Linked DNA regions of Homo sapiens: regions 2 and 3 are each linked to region 1. A link is a contact called in ENCODE Hi-C or POLR2A ChIA-PET data. All regions are on one chromosome and are shown on one strand. The core of a region is the stretch at or near the end of the contact, and the rest is flanking DNA. Distances in the headings are between cores, read along the strand shown.

Region 1 (4,164 bases), core at 460-2,959:
ATTGTATCAGAGCACATACTTACCTACCTGCCCTTAGGTCAAAACAACCTTAGTCTGGGAGGGTAACAGCACAGAGATTTACCTGTCTTGCTGCTGTCCAAGACCATGCTTCTGTCCGTAAGTTCCCTAATAAATCACCTTTTGCTGACAAGCTGGATTTGTCTCCTTCATTCTTTAGTTTCTCAGCTCCTTCTGTATTTGGAGGTCACTTTGAATATACGGCCCTTTCATGAAACAACCAGGAATTCCTGTAAAAATGTTTTTTATATGTTCTGGTCTTCCCTAAAATATTTTATGAATTAGATCAAACACAATAAAAAATGTATTAGTTATTACTATGCCTAAGAGATTATAAGTGGCTTTCCCCCCTCTAAATTACAGAAGACACCATTCCTATCCTAGAGGACTTTCTCGTGTAGTTGGAAAGATATTCGATAATGTTTATTTAAAAGCTGTAACAATTACACAAGGCTGAGAACCTGAGAGCTAGATGGGTGATAAAGACAGGTTTACAGTGGGGCTCAGAGGAGAGAAAAAGAGGGAGGAGAGTCAGGGAAGGAGAACAATGAACTGAGTCTAAAATAAAGGTTAATATATTCGCGTAGGATCTATCAAAACAGGAGCAGTATTTCAACCCATTGTTTTCAAGCACCTAGAACAAAGTGAGCCCATAGTAGACACACACCAAACATAAATGGATGAGTAGTAGTGGGTGGCAGAATTCCAAAAGCAGGTTGCACCTGATTGCTAAAAGGCTTGAAAACAGGTCAAGAAATACTGCTATTTAGGTTAGTCATTTCACCTCAATAACTCGAAGTACCTAAACATAGACTTTTTTTTTTTTTTTTGAGACGGAGTTTCGTTCTTGTTGCCCAGGCTGGAGTGCAATGGTGCGATCTCGGCTCACCGCAACCTCCGCCTCCCGAGTTCAAGCGATTCTCCTACCTCAGGCTCCCGAGTAGCTGGAATTACAGGTATGCGCCACCGCGCCCGGCTAATTTTGTATTTTTAATAGAGACGGGGTTTCTTCAGCTCAGGCTGGTCTCCAACTCCCGACCTCAGAAAATCCGCCCGCCTTGGCCGCCCAAAGTGCTGGGATTACAGGCCTGAGCCACCGCGCCCGGCCAACACCGACTCTTTTCACCCTCCCAGGTATCTAGAGAGTCGAGTGGGAGGGAAATTGCTGGCTCTGGCCACTACAGTAACATCAGCACCTAGAGCAGTGCTCAACTGACTGAAGGCTCCTGTGAGTCGCCCTCTCCCCCTGGCCCCCCAACCCGCGGGGAAAGGCTGGCGGGACGCCACACAGCACCTCGATTACGCCATTTCATTTGCCACTGCACCATCTATCGGACACTAGCTAGGCTCTTCCAGGACCGGACGCACCTCCGTCCCCAAGGTGCCACCTGACAGCCAACACCGACGGGGTGATGCATGAATACAGTCATTATTCAAATTAGCTAAAACACCTAACTCATTCGGGTGAGTCTCGCCAGTCCCTCTGGGCTGACTGTCCCGCCCCGCGCTTACACCCGGGAGCGTCGGGCGGGAGAACTAGTGCATGCTGGCTGGGGATGGCGGACGCAAAGCCGGAGGCAAGGCCGCGCACGCGCAAACGCGGGCGCGCCGCCGGGCCGTGCTAGTGCGCGGAAGACGCATGCGCTGGCGGCCTGCGCCGCCTTAAGTGCCGCGCCAGCCCGGGGCGGCCCAGTCGGCCTGTCAGCCGGCTTCGAGATAAGTCCCGGCGCTTGCGCGGCGGCGGCTATGGCGGCGGAGGAGGAGGAGGTGGACTCTGCCGACACCGGAGAGAGGTAAGCGCAGCCGGCAGGGGGCTTCGTGTGTCTCCGGCGCGCACCCTCCGCGCGGGCCGGGTTAGGGCCCAGCGGGCAGCACCAAGGAGTCGCCGCCCGCCTGGCGACGACGGGCGGCTTCCTCGACCCTCCCCGGCATGAGTCCGCGCGGCGCCCAGAGGCGTCCCGGCGCCGCTCTGCCTGGGAGAGGCTCCCCTCAGCGTCGGGGCCCCGAGGTGTCTGAGCCGGACTCCGGCCGCGCCGGGAGGCCGCCTTGACCCCGCGCGGAGGGTCCGCCCCGTTGTTGTATAAGCCACCCCGCGGGCCGGCGACGGAGCTGGCCGCGGCGGCCGCACCGGCTCGGGCTCTGCCAAGGGACCCGGCCTGCCCCAATGCCGCCGGCGGGCGGTGCCCGGTCGACCCTGCACCTGACTGCGAGGCGCGGGAAATGACCGGGTCTGTCAGCCTCCCATCGCGGCTTCCGTCTACAGGTACTACCTGTGCTCTGTCCAGCCTCAGCCACTGGACGATCCTTCCCGTAGCCGTAGGAAGGGGCGGCGCTTCCTTGGAGGGGATATTAGAGGCCCGAATTCGCCCGGGAAGCGGCGGGAGGGCGGGGGTGCCGGGAAGGAGGGAGGGGAGAAGGAGTGAGGGAAGTGGGTGTATGGCTGTGAGTTTCAGATACTTCATAGAAAGAAAGTTAGCCCTTAAGATAGAGATACACGTTCAAATGTCATAATTCATCTTTCGGATGAAGGTCTTTGGCTTGCAAGCTCCACTGTCCCTTATTTGTTTGCGCTTCTGGGATTATTCTGGCTTTACTGGCGAAGTGTGTGTTGCATGTGCCTTAGAAGAACACACATAATGTATAGGAAACTGTGGAAGTTGGAGGGCAGATGTCTAATGTGAAACTTTTTTATATACAGGTATAGTGAGTTTATTCTTTTCTACACCTAAATGACTTCTTGCACTTGTTAGTAGAAGAATAGTAGTTAATGAGTGGAATAATTAAATTGTTATGGAGGTTATTGCCTTGTTTCTCAAGGCCTGTCGTTTGTATTGGAAAGTAAACTTCCCCCATATATATTTAATTTTTTGACGTCGGTTCTACTTCAGACGTCTGGAGAAATTTGCCTAGGAAACATAACCTAAATGATAGAATATGGAGTACCATGAAGACAGGGATATTTGGAAAGATGTCATGGGGAAAAATTGTGAAATATTAGAAAGGAAGTTATTCTCTTGAGTTTTGTTTATTTGTTGAGGTTTGTTGATGAACTTCCTCGTTGCACTGAGGTGAAATGTTGAATGTCATGTGGACGCAAGTAGGAACGTAATTGGTAGGTTGTGTTCTCATCTTGTTTGTCACAACATTTTTGACTCTTGACACTACTTTCAGGTGGACTATTTGGTTTTGATGTAGTGGGGCCTTGGAGTCCAGGACACAATCGTGAAAGGGTTTTATGGCTTGGAGTGATGGTTGGAGGTCATTGGAGGTAGATGATTAAAAAATCCTTAGCAGCTGATCAGCCATAGTTTCTAGACAGAAGTGGGCTTCGCTGGTATTCTTGGCAATATGCTTTAGCAGTGTCCAGTGACTATCCCCAGAAGTGATCCTGTTAAATCCAAGGTTGCCCCTGTGTGCTGGGTATTATTGTTCCCATTTTGCAGTTGAAACTGCCACTGTAAAGGCTGCTAACAGCCTGCCAGCAAGTAGCAGGGCTGGATTGGAACCCTTTGTGGAACCCTTTGAGGTGTCTGGATTTAATCTAAGGTGCTTACCCTGTATCCCTGCTGCCTGTCACTGGAATTGGGACTCATGTGGGATGTTTGGCTCTTGTTTGAATACAGTTCCCTACCCTTAAGACATTTGAGGTTTAGATAGGGAGATAACATTAACAAAGGAAAGTTATAAAATGGTCATCTGATGGCTTTTTGGAGAATATGATTCTTGTCCTTTGCTTTGTGGCACTTAGTGAAGACAGGCATACTGGGATCCATTTTGCTTTCAACATCCAACCCCTTTCAGTTGCAATACAGTTGAGAAAGCTAAATGTAATGAGAGTAGAGTAGACTTCTGTGAATTGCTTTAAGTTGTCCTAGAGAATGATTTAGTGTCAATTGAGTTGAGAGAAAGCTGTCACAGAATTGCTCAGTTGCAGGGTAGACCATAAAAGAGGTGATTTGCAGTTGTGTGCTGGAGTTGATTTGTACCAGCAAGCCATTGCTAAATTTTCAGGAATTTTGCCAACGGTTGGCAGCTTGAAATTGGCCATGGTGGGAGTATTTACACCACGGAAATCATCAAATGCTATAAATAAGGTATAAATAAGGGATTTTTCTCTCCCCTCCCTGCTTCAGTTTGTTTGCCAGC
Region 2 (4,164 bases), core at 856-3,355, 1.2 Mb before region 1:
AGTGAGGGCTGAGGATTCATGACACCCCAAACCCACAGGTTTGCTCTTCACATCTAGGGCTCCTAGGACACCATGCCAGCACAAGTAACTTCCCAGGAAAAAGACACAATTCCACTGTCCTGCCAGGGAACTGAGACCCGAGACGGGGTACACAGGGTCATAAGGAGAGACAAAGACCCCTGATTTCTGAGCTAACAGCAGCCGTCAGGGGTGTGGATAGCTGAGGAGATGGCTGAGGATGATTCAAACACTCCCGCCATTGGGAGATCGAGTACAAACCCAAGAAAGGCTAGGACAGAGGCATCTCCACAGCTCCCAAATCTAAGGAAAGGCCTGTGTCCAGCCTCACTGATTATATCGGGAAGGAGGTAGAAATTGCAGGGAGTACAGTAGCTCCCCAAGTTCCCCTCATGGCAAGGGGATGCTGCCCATCCACCTCTGTGCCCCCAGTGCACAGCACAGGGCCTGGCACACAGAAAGAGATTAATAAATGTGCATGGAAGAAAGGAGGGAGGGGCTCCATGGTGGCGAGGTTCCCTTTAATGAAGGGAAGGAGGAGAGGGAGGAAAGGGAAAAAGAGCAAGTGCAGGGGATGGAATGCTGGAAGGGAGGAAGAAAGAAGAGAAAGAAGAGAGAGTGGAAAGAAAGTGTAAGTACGCCCTGAAGAAAGGGCCAGGGCACTCATCCCTTCCCGGCTTTCCCCCACTCCCCTCAAGCCCACCCCATGGCAGCATCCCAACGTTCCCTCTCTGTAGGGAGGGAAGCCCTGGTGGGTCCTCAGGGAGCTCCTGCGCGCCTGCTGTTCAGCCAAAGCCTAGCGCGGGACCTCCTTCAGGTAGCCGCACATTCTGCTCAGGGCTCTGGGACCCGCTGCCCTCTCCGCCTCTCCACTGAACTCCGCCTCTCCTTCTGTCACACGGCTCCGCCAGCCACTCTATCCTGCCGCCGCGACCACATCTCCAGCCTCGATTGTGCAGGCTCGAGCCCGTAGAAAGAGGGCTAGCAGCCACCTGCGCTTGGTCCACAAGAAGACGCGCTCCCAGGGCGCAGAGCTGGTGACCCCGCTCCCCATGCCAGGGACGAATAAACGAGAAAAGGGGCTGACCCGGTGTCACCCAGCGGCCGAGCAGCCGCCCCTTGGAAGCTCAGCACCAAAGGCAGGCGGCCAGGGTCCTGGCCCCTCTCTGGACCCCAGTATCCCCAGCTGTAAAATAGGGAATGCAGGAGGAGGACGACGTCTGTGGATCGTTTTAGGTCAGCTGCGGAGTCGGCCTGCGGGCTGGGAGCAGACCTCGCTCCCCACGCGAGGGCGCTGGCACTTCAGCCCAGCCTCCCTGGGGAGGTGCCCTGGACGAGACCCGCGAGGGTGCGGACACCTCATCCTCCCTGGAGCAGGTCTCCCGAGGCTTGAAGGGCCAGGGCACCCAACAGGTGCTGAGCGCGCCCCACCAGGTCACCCGGGAGCAGGGAACACCAAGGAACCCAGAGTCGGGCCTCTTTCGAGCCCTCGCTTCCTCTCGCCTGGCTTCTTCGGCGCGAAGGATGAATTGGGGTTGTTGAAAATTGATCAAACAACCCGATCTCTGTCAGCGCCTGGACACTTGCTGGGCCCCAGCTCGCAGCCTGGGAAGATAAGTGGCACTTCCTGTCTCGTAATCGGATTTGCGCGCACGAACCCTCGGAGACGCACAGGTGGGAAATGGGGAGGCTGGCGGGGAGGCCTCCTGGAGGAGGTGGCTCCGAGGGTAGACATGAGGAGCGCCCTGGGATGGGGCTGAGGGTGGATACAGAGGTGGGAGCTTGCGAAGGTCGTGAGCTAAGCATGGAAGGATGGAATGTGTTCGGGTCTCGAGATTCCCGGGTGATGAGCCCGGAGGGGCGAAGGCCTATAAATGTCTCACGACGGAAGACCAAGGTGTGGGATTGGCAAAGAGAGAGCAGAGCTTCCTCACTGGCAGGGGCTCCCCAGCCCCGCCCCATACCTGCGCGGCGGCCCCGCCTCCACCCATCCATTGGCTAGATCCGCCGCCCGTCAGACGAGCCCCCGGGGCCCGCCCCCAGCCCTGAGCTGCGCCTCTTAGCTCTGGGGCCACAGCGCCAGCGCCACTCTGCCAGGCTCCCGGCCATCGCCCGCCTGGTGCGCCGCCCGCCAGCTCTTTGCCCGCGCGGGGCCGCCCGCCGCGGGCTCAGGGCAGACCATGCGCCCGCCAAGTCCGCTGCCCGCCCGCTGGCTATGCGTGCTGGCAGGCGCCCTCGCCTGGGCCCTTGGGCCGGCGGTGAGTGTTCGCCCGGCCGCCCAGAGTCCCGGCAGCCTGGGGGTTGCGGAGGGCGGGGGAGGTGGGGGATGGCGGGAGCCGGGCCGTCTGTGCGCGTGTCTGTGTAAGAGGAATAGGGGACATCAAGCATCTCGACTCGCCTCCTCCCACCGCTCCAGACCGAACCTAGACGCGAGGGCTGGGATATTGGTCGTGCCCAGTCCCTCCCAGCGCAGCCCGGAGCAGGCACAGCATCAGTGGAGGGGCAGCGGGGAAGAGTGGGCCCCAGACTTGCCTTCCTTGTCGTGGTTGTGGGTGCGCAGCGGGGTGGGGCGGCCAGTGGGTGCAGAGTCAGGTACTGCGGCCGATTGAGATGGAAGGTTTGGTACACCGTAGGTGAGAGGGAGGATGTGAGGGGCCGTTCTTGTGTGCTGTGACCGTCTGGAGGTGCCTGTGGGCTGTCAGCATCAGAACCAGTGCTGGGGGCCCCAGGACTTGAGAAGGGGTTCTTGGGATCAGGTGAGTGACAGGCACATCCCTCCGTGTGCCCTCCCACTGAGCAAAGCAAAAAGGTACCAGACCCCAAGGTGGAAGCTGGTGGGCAGTGAGGGGCTAAGGGTGGTGGTTAACAGGAGGGGCCAGGCCTGTACATGGAGAGAGCTGAGCAGGGAGCCAATGCCAACAAGCAGTGGCCTCCCTCTTCCTCCCACTTCTGCTTCCTCTCAACGTGGGTATGTGTATGCCCTTGATACATGTGTACTCGTGTGCCCCATGTGTGGGTGTGATATGTGTTCCTGTGGATGGCTTACCTGGGCTGGGAGGCAGATGCTGATTGAGGCAGGAGATGCATGGATCATCTCACTCTAGAACAGGGGAGACCTCAGCACTCATTGAGTCTACTGAAGCCCATTTTACAGATGGGCAAAGCGAGGTCCAGAGACACAAGAGCCACATCTGTCTCCCACCAGTTAGACCTAGACAAAGGTTGATTTTCTCCCTACCCCAGACTTTGAGTAATCTAGAGTTGCTGCTTAGGCAGGGCCTTAAATGCCCACTCCAAGTTGGCTGGGGGAGGGTGAGGAATCTTGATTATCTAGTTCATTCTCTCCCATGGTCACTTCCCTTACCATCACCTCCACCAGAGCAGGTATCTCTGTGTTTCCATCTAGCGGATGTCTTGAGCACCCTGGGAATGGGAAGCTCATTGCCTGTCCTAGGAGCGGACCTCTGACAATTGGCAGGAGCCTCACCTCCACCCATGACAGCCATGAGACCCACCTCCTGAGCACTCAAAATCTTACCAAGCTCTGTCCCAGAGGCCACAGCTCTGGCACAACTTGCATGAAGCCTTCAGGCCTCTCCAACCACCATCTGGCCCTCCCAACCCCAGGTTCAAGCCACTCAAACTCTTCTTGGATGAACCGGGGATCTTGGGACCACTGTTGTCACCCCATTCCTCCATCCCGAGAAGCTTCTGAGCCCAGGGGCAGAGTGGATTCAGAGAGGTCTCCTTTCACACCAGGCCACTTCTACTTCACACTTCCTGAGACAGCCCAAATCTGTCTCCTCCCTCCAATGCCTACCCTCCCCCTGTCTTTCCACATCTTATTCGTTTAGTGCCCAACTCTATCTCCTCCTCCAGACAGCCTTCCCTGATTGCTCCAGCCAACTCAACCCTTCCCCCTCTAACCCCACCCTTCAGCCCTACCCACCTCCCAGGCTGGGCTATTCTGGCCATCCTATAAGGTCAGGGGCTGGGGTCTCTTACATCCCCATGTTTCTTACAGCCCAGTGCAGGGGCTGGGTCCACAGAGAGAGGAGAAGGGACTCAACCAGGACTGGGTGAGGGCAGGCTGGAGTGAGGGGTCCCTATTTCCCTCCCTGATTCTCCCTCCTCCCCACCAGCTAC
Region 3 (4,164 bases), core at 812-3,311, 1.1 Mb before region 1:
CTGATGTTTCCTTTTCTGCCCACTCTGTGTCTCTGAAAGCTTTGGGGAATTTTCCTGAGGAGGAAGCCTGATGTGGAGTTAACAGTGCAGGCTTGGTAACCAGGAAGCCCTGAGTCCGCCCCAGCTCAGGTGTTACCTCACTTCTCTCACCGGGTTTACCTCTCTGTGAAATGGGATGAAAGCAGGCCGGGCACAGTAGCTCACACCTGTAATCCCAGCACTTTTGGAGGCCGAAGCGGGCGGATCACGAGGTCAGGAGTTCAAGACTAGCCTGACCAATATGGTGAAACCCCATGTCTACTAAAGATACAAAAAAAAAAATTAGCCGGGTGTGGTGGCAGGCACCTGTAATTCCAGCTACTCAGCAGGCTGAGGCAGGAGAATCGCTTGAACCCGGGAGGCAGAGGTTGCAGTGAGCCGAGATCACACCACTGCACTCCAGCCTGGGTGACAGAGCGAGACTCTGTCTCAAAAAAAAAAGAAAAAAGAAATGGGATGAAAGCTGCCTTTTCACAGGTTTGAATAAAGGGATTGTGGAGAGAAAGCCCAGTAAAGCAGATGAGCTTGCTCAGGATCAGGGCCACCACTCAGGGGAATAAAGCTCTAGGGACCTCCCCTTTTTAGGAGTGTAGGTTCCCAAGATCTCCCTCCTAAATGAAGTGGCCGCTGCTCACTCCAGGGAAAACGAATCTTGTTACCACATCCACCACGGATGGCTAGAACAGGGGACCGGTACCGCATAGCAGGAGGTGAGCAGAGGGCGGATAAGCATTACCGCCGAGCATTCTGCCCCCTCAGATCAGCGGGGGCATTAGGATCAGCGGGAGCATTAGATTCTCACAGGAGCGTGAACCCTATTGTGAACTGGACTTGCAAGAGATCTAGGTTGCGCGCTCCTAATGAGAATCTAATGCCTGCTGATGTGAGGTAAAAGAGTTTCATACCAAAACCACCCCCACCTCCGTGGAAGACAAGAAAAATTGTCTTCCACGAAACCAATTCCTGGTGCCAAAAAGGCTGGGGACCACTGGTCTAGAAGACTACAACCAATTCAGTTGCAGTGGTCACCAGGAGTAACCATGTGGCCCAAGAAGGTATGTCCAGCTTCCTCCTTGCATCTTGCGGCACAACACCTTTGCGGTATGGTGCCTGGGCAGTCCCGGGTTGTTAAGGGTGAGAGTTCTAAAGCCAGGCTGCCCGTATTCAGAGACTGGCTTTGCTAAGGAACCTTGGGCAAGTTACTTAACCTGTTTCGTCATCTGTAAAATGGAGAAAATACCAGTGCTTTTTAGGGTTGCCAACCTAATAAGCATTATTCCTGCCCCAAATAAGTCCAGGCTATGTGGAAAAACGCGAATTTCTCGTTCAGCAAAGAGTAAAGCTAATACCAGAGTTTTCCTGGCCTGCAGATTTGGCCTGGCAGGAGACAATGCCATAGCCAATGTTCATGCTCCAGATGCAGACCTGGAGGCACAGAGTGATGTAGAGAGGACAATGGATCTGAAGCCATGTATCTGGGTGCCAGACACGCTGGGTGAAGCCGAGCAAACCGCTCCTGCAGATAGATTGAGTATGCACACCCAGCACTTTGGGAGGCCGAGGCGGGCGGATCACGAGGTCAGGAGACCGAGACCATCCTGGCTAATATGGTGAAACCCCGTCTCTACTAATACAAAAAATTAGACGGGCGTGGTGGCGGGCGCCTGTAGTCCCAGGAGGCGGAGCTTGCAGTGAGCTGAGATGCGCCACTGCACTCCAGCCTGGGCGACAGAGCGAGACTCCATCTCAAAAAAAAAAAAAGCATGCACAGCCTAACACTGGAGGTGCTGACGCCAGGTAGGTCAGCAGTAGACCCAGCCCCAACCCACAAGTTTCGCTCTCCAGACTGCGCAAGCGCAAAGGATACGAAAACGCCCCCGGCGTTCTGGGGGCTGGGACCGAGGAAAGCGCTGAGTATAGCTCTTGCGCGTCCAGTCACAAATGACGTCCCTTCTGTACCCCGCCCTGTAGGCGGGAGCATCCAATCAACTTCGAGAGCGTAGGCCCCACCTATCGTGGGTCGAGTTGCTTGGCGGTCGTGGTTCCGGAGGTTCCTCGGGATGTCGGTGGCCTTCGTACCGGACTGGCTGAGGGGCAAGGCGGAAGTCAATCAAGAGACTATCCAGCGGGTGAGCATCCACGCGGGCGGGCGGGCGGGCGGAGAGAAGTCGGGATCCCGAGGGGCTGCGGGGTGCGAGAAGCATCCTGTAGTGAGCGGCCTCCCAGCTGACTGTGAAGGGTGCTGAGCAGCCGGGGTGCGGGGTGAGATGGGCACGAAATCAGCACAGGCGCCGGGGCAGGACCCCGGCATGGGGTTCGGTCCCCCGCCGTCCAGACGTCACACTGCACTAACCCTTTCTCTCCTTTTTTTTTTTTTTTTGAGACGGAGTCCCGCTCTGTCGCCCAGGCTGGAGTGCAGTGGTGCATCTTGGCTCACTGAAACCACCGCTTCCTGGCTTCAAGCGAGTCTCCTGCCTCAGCCTCCTGAGTAGCTGGGATTACAGGAGCGCGACGCCACTCCCGGCTAATTTTTGTATTTTTAGTATGGGGTTTCCCCATGTTGGCCAGGCTAGTCTCGAACTCCTGACCTCGTGATCCGCCTAGATCGGCCTCCCAAAGGGCCGGGGTTACAGGCGTGAGCCACTGCGCCCGGCCTGCACTGACCCTTTCTTTCTCTGATCTTTCAGCTCCTTGAGGAGAATGACCAGCTGATCCGCTGTATTGTGGAGTATCAGAACAAGGGCCGCGGGAACGAGTGCGTGCAGTAAGTACCCCCACCCCCGCGCCCCTGACCTGTGGGTAGAGGGGAAGCCTGTGTGATGCGGTGCTTTCTCGAACTAAGAGTCTTGGGTGATTGATCGCAGTTAAGCCCCTCTTTGAACTGAGGAAAGAGAGGCTCAAAGAGTTTGCCAACCTGCCCAAGACCATACAACGAGTACACTGCGGAGCCTGGAGTCAGACGTGGCTCTTTCTTCAAAATGTGAATTATTCTCACTGCAAAGCCTCCTTCACTCAAAGCTATGCCGGCTGATGACAACAGGGATGGGGGTGAGAGCACACAGAAAACTAAGCTCAGGAGATTAGAGCCATGGCCCCTTTCTCATCTTGGATCCCTGCCTCATCCTTTCTCTGTTAAGTGAAGGGGTCAGGCCATTTGACTGCTAAGCTTCCTCTCATTTCTAACTTCCCGTCAGTCTGTTAGTGACACACACACAAAGACAAACAAAGGATTTACAAGTTAAGTCAAAGGTAAATTGTGCATAATAATTTAATGCACTCCCTAAGTAGATACCAAAATGAGAGAAAATAGAGTCTGAGTCTCTTTTCCGAATCTAGTCCAGGTATTACGCCCATTTTTTTCTTTTCTTTTTTTTTTTCTTTTTGAGACAGTCTCCCTCTGTCACCCAGGCTGGAGTGCAGTGGTGCAATCTCGGCTCACTGCAACCTCCACCTCTGAGGTTCAAGCAATTCTCGTGCCTCAGCCTCTGAGTAGCTGGGACTACAGGCGTGTGCCACCACGCCCTGCTAATTTTTATATTTGTAGTAGAGACAGGGTTTCACCATGTTGGCCAGACTGGTCTCAAACTCCTGACCTCAGATGATCCACCCACCTCGACCTCCCAAAGTGTTGGAATTACAGGCATGAGCCACCACGGCCGACCTTATGCCCATTTCTTATAGAAAAATATATTATTTCATTGTTACTGAAGAAATGTTTCACAATCCCTACCCCCTAGAAAAATTACCTACAGTCCCTCACTGAATACCTTAATAGAATAGTAGAGATATCAGTTTTTGGGTAAATCTTTACATCTGACTCTGGCATTTGGTAATTTGATTTTTAAAAGTTTATGGTAAATACCTTCTCCTTTTTCTATATGAAAAATGGTTGCAAAACATTCCATTTGGTACAGTAATTCTCAACCCAAGGGTAAGAAAGTTATCAAAATCTCCTAGTGGGGTTTTTCAATTGCACAGGCCATGCTTTCTGAGCCCTTGTCTGATTTATTTTTTTGGGTGAAGAACTCTACCCCCCCCACCGTAAACTTATGTTGATCATGAAAATGTTTTGTCCCTTCTTGAAGTTGTTGAACAGATATTTTATAAGTACAGTTGGTCCTCTGT

The links. A loop is a pair of places that touch in the nucleus more often than their neighbours do. ChIA-PET counts read pairs that join two places held with the same protein, here RNA polymerase II (POLR2A). Pooled maps may share reads with other maps.
Region 2: a loop to region 1 is called in a map of B cell, with 26 times the contacts of the local background. The contact joins the promoter of VIPR1 here to the promoter of ABHD5 in region 1. A Hi-C loop is called at or near these places in 1 of 168 maps with a recorded cell type or tissue (B cell) and 5 of 50 pooled maps. POLR2A ChIA-PET finds 5 or more read pairs at or near these places in 1 of 52 experiments (T-cell).
Region 3: a loop to region 1 is called in a map of gastrocnemius medialis, with 3 times the contacts of the local background. The contact joins the promoter of SS18L2 here to the promoter of ABHD5 in region 1. A Hi-C loop is called at or near these places in 3 of 168 maps with a recorded cell type or tissue (gastrocnemius medialis and naive thymus-derived CD4-positive, alpha-beta T cell) and 14 of 50 pooled maps.

Annotation. Positions count from the first base shown.
Region 1 is chr3:43,689,229-43,693,392 of GRCh38, forward strand. ABHD5 (abhydrolase domain containing 5, lysophosphatidic acid acyltransferase) reads left to right here and starts at 1,710. Exons shown (of 7, transcript NM_016006.6): 1 at 1,710-1,811. The coding sequence starts at 1,765. It also overlaps a transcript of ANO10 not described here. RefSeq lists a silencer at 1,882-2,361.
Region 2 is chr3:42,500,538-42,504,701 of GRCh38, forward strand. VIPR1 (vasoactive intestinal peptide receptor 1) reads left to right here and starts at 2,106. Exons shown (of 13, transcript NM_004624.4): 1 at 2,106-2,276. The coding sequence starts at 2,199. RefSeq lists an enhancer at 604-1,177 and silencers at 1,705-1,804, 1,865-2,364.
Region 3 is chr3:42,588,799-42,592,962 of GRCh38, forward strand. It overlaps SS18L2 (SS18 like 2), which reads left to right and starts at 2,062. Exons shown (of 3, transcript NM_001370300.1): 1 at 2,062-2,168; 2 at 2,727-2,803. The coding sequence starts at 2,100. It also overlaps a transcript of SEC22C not described here.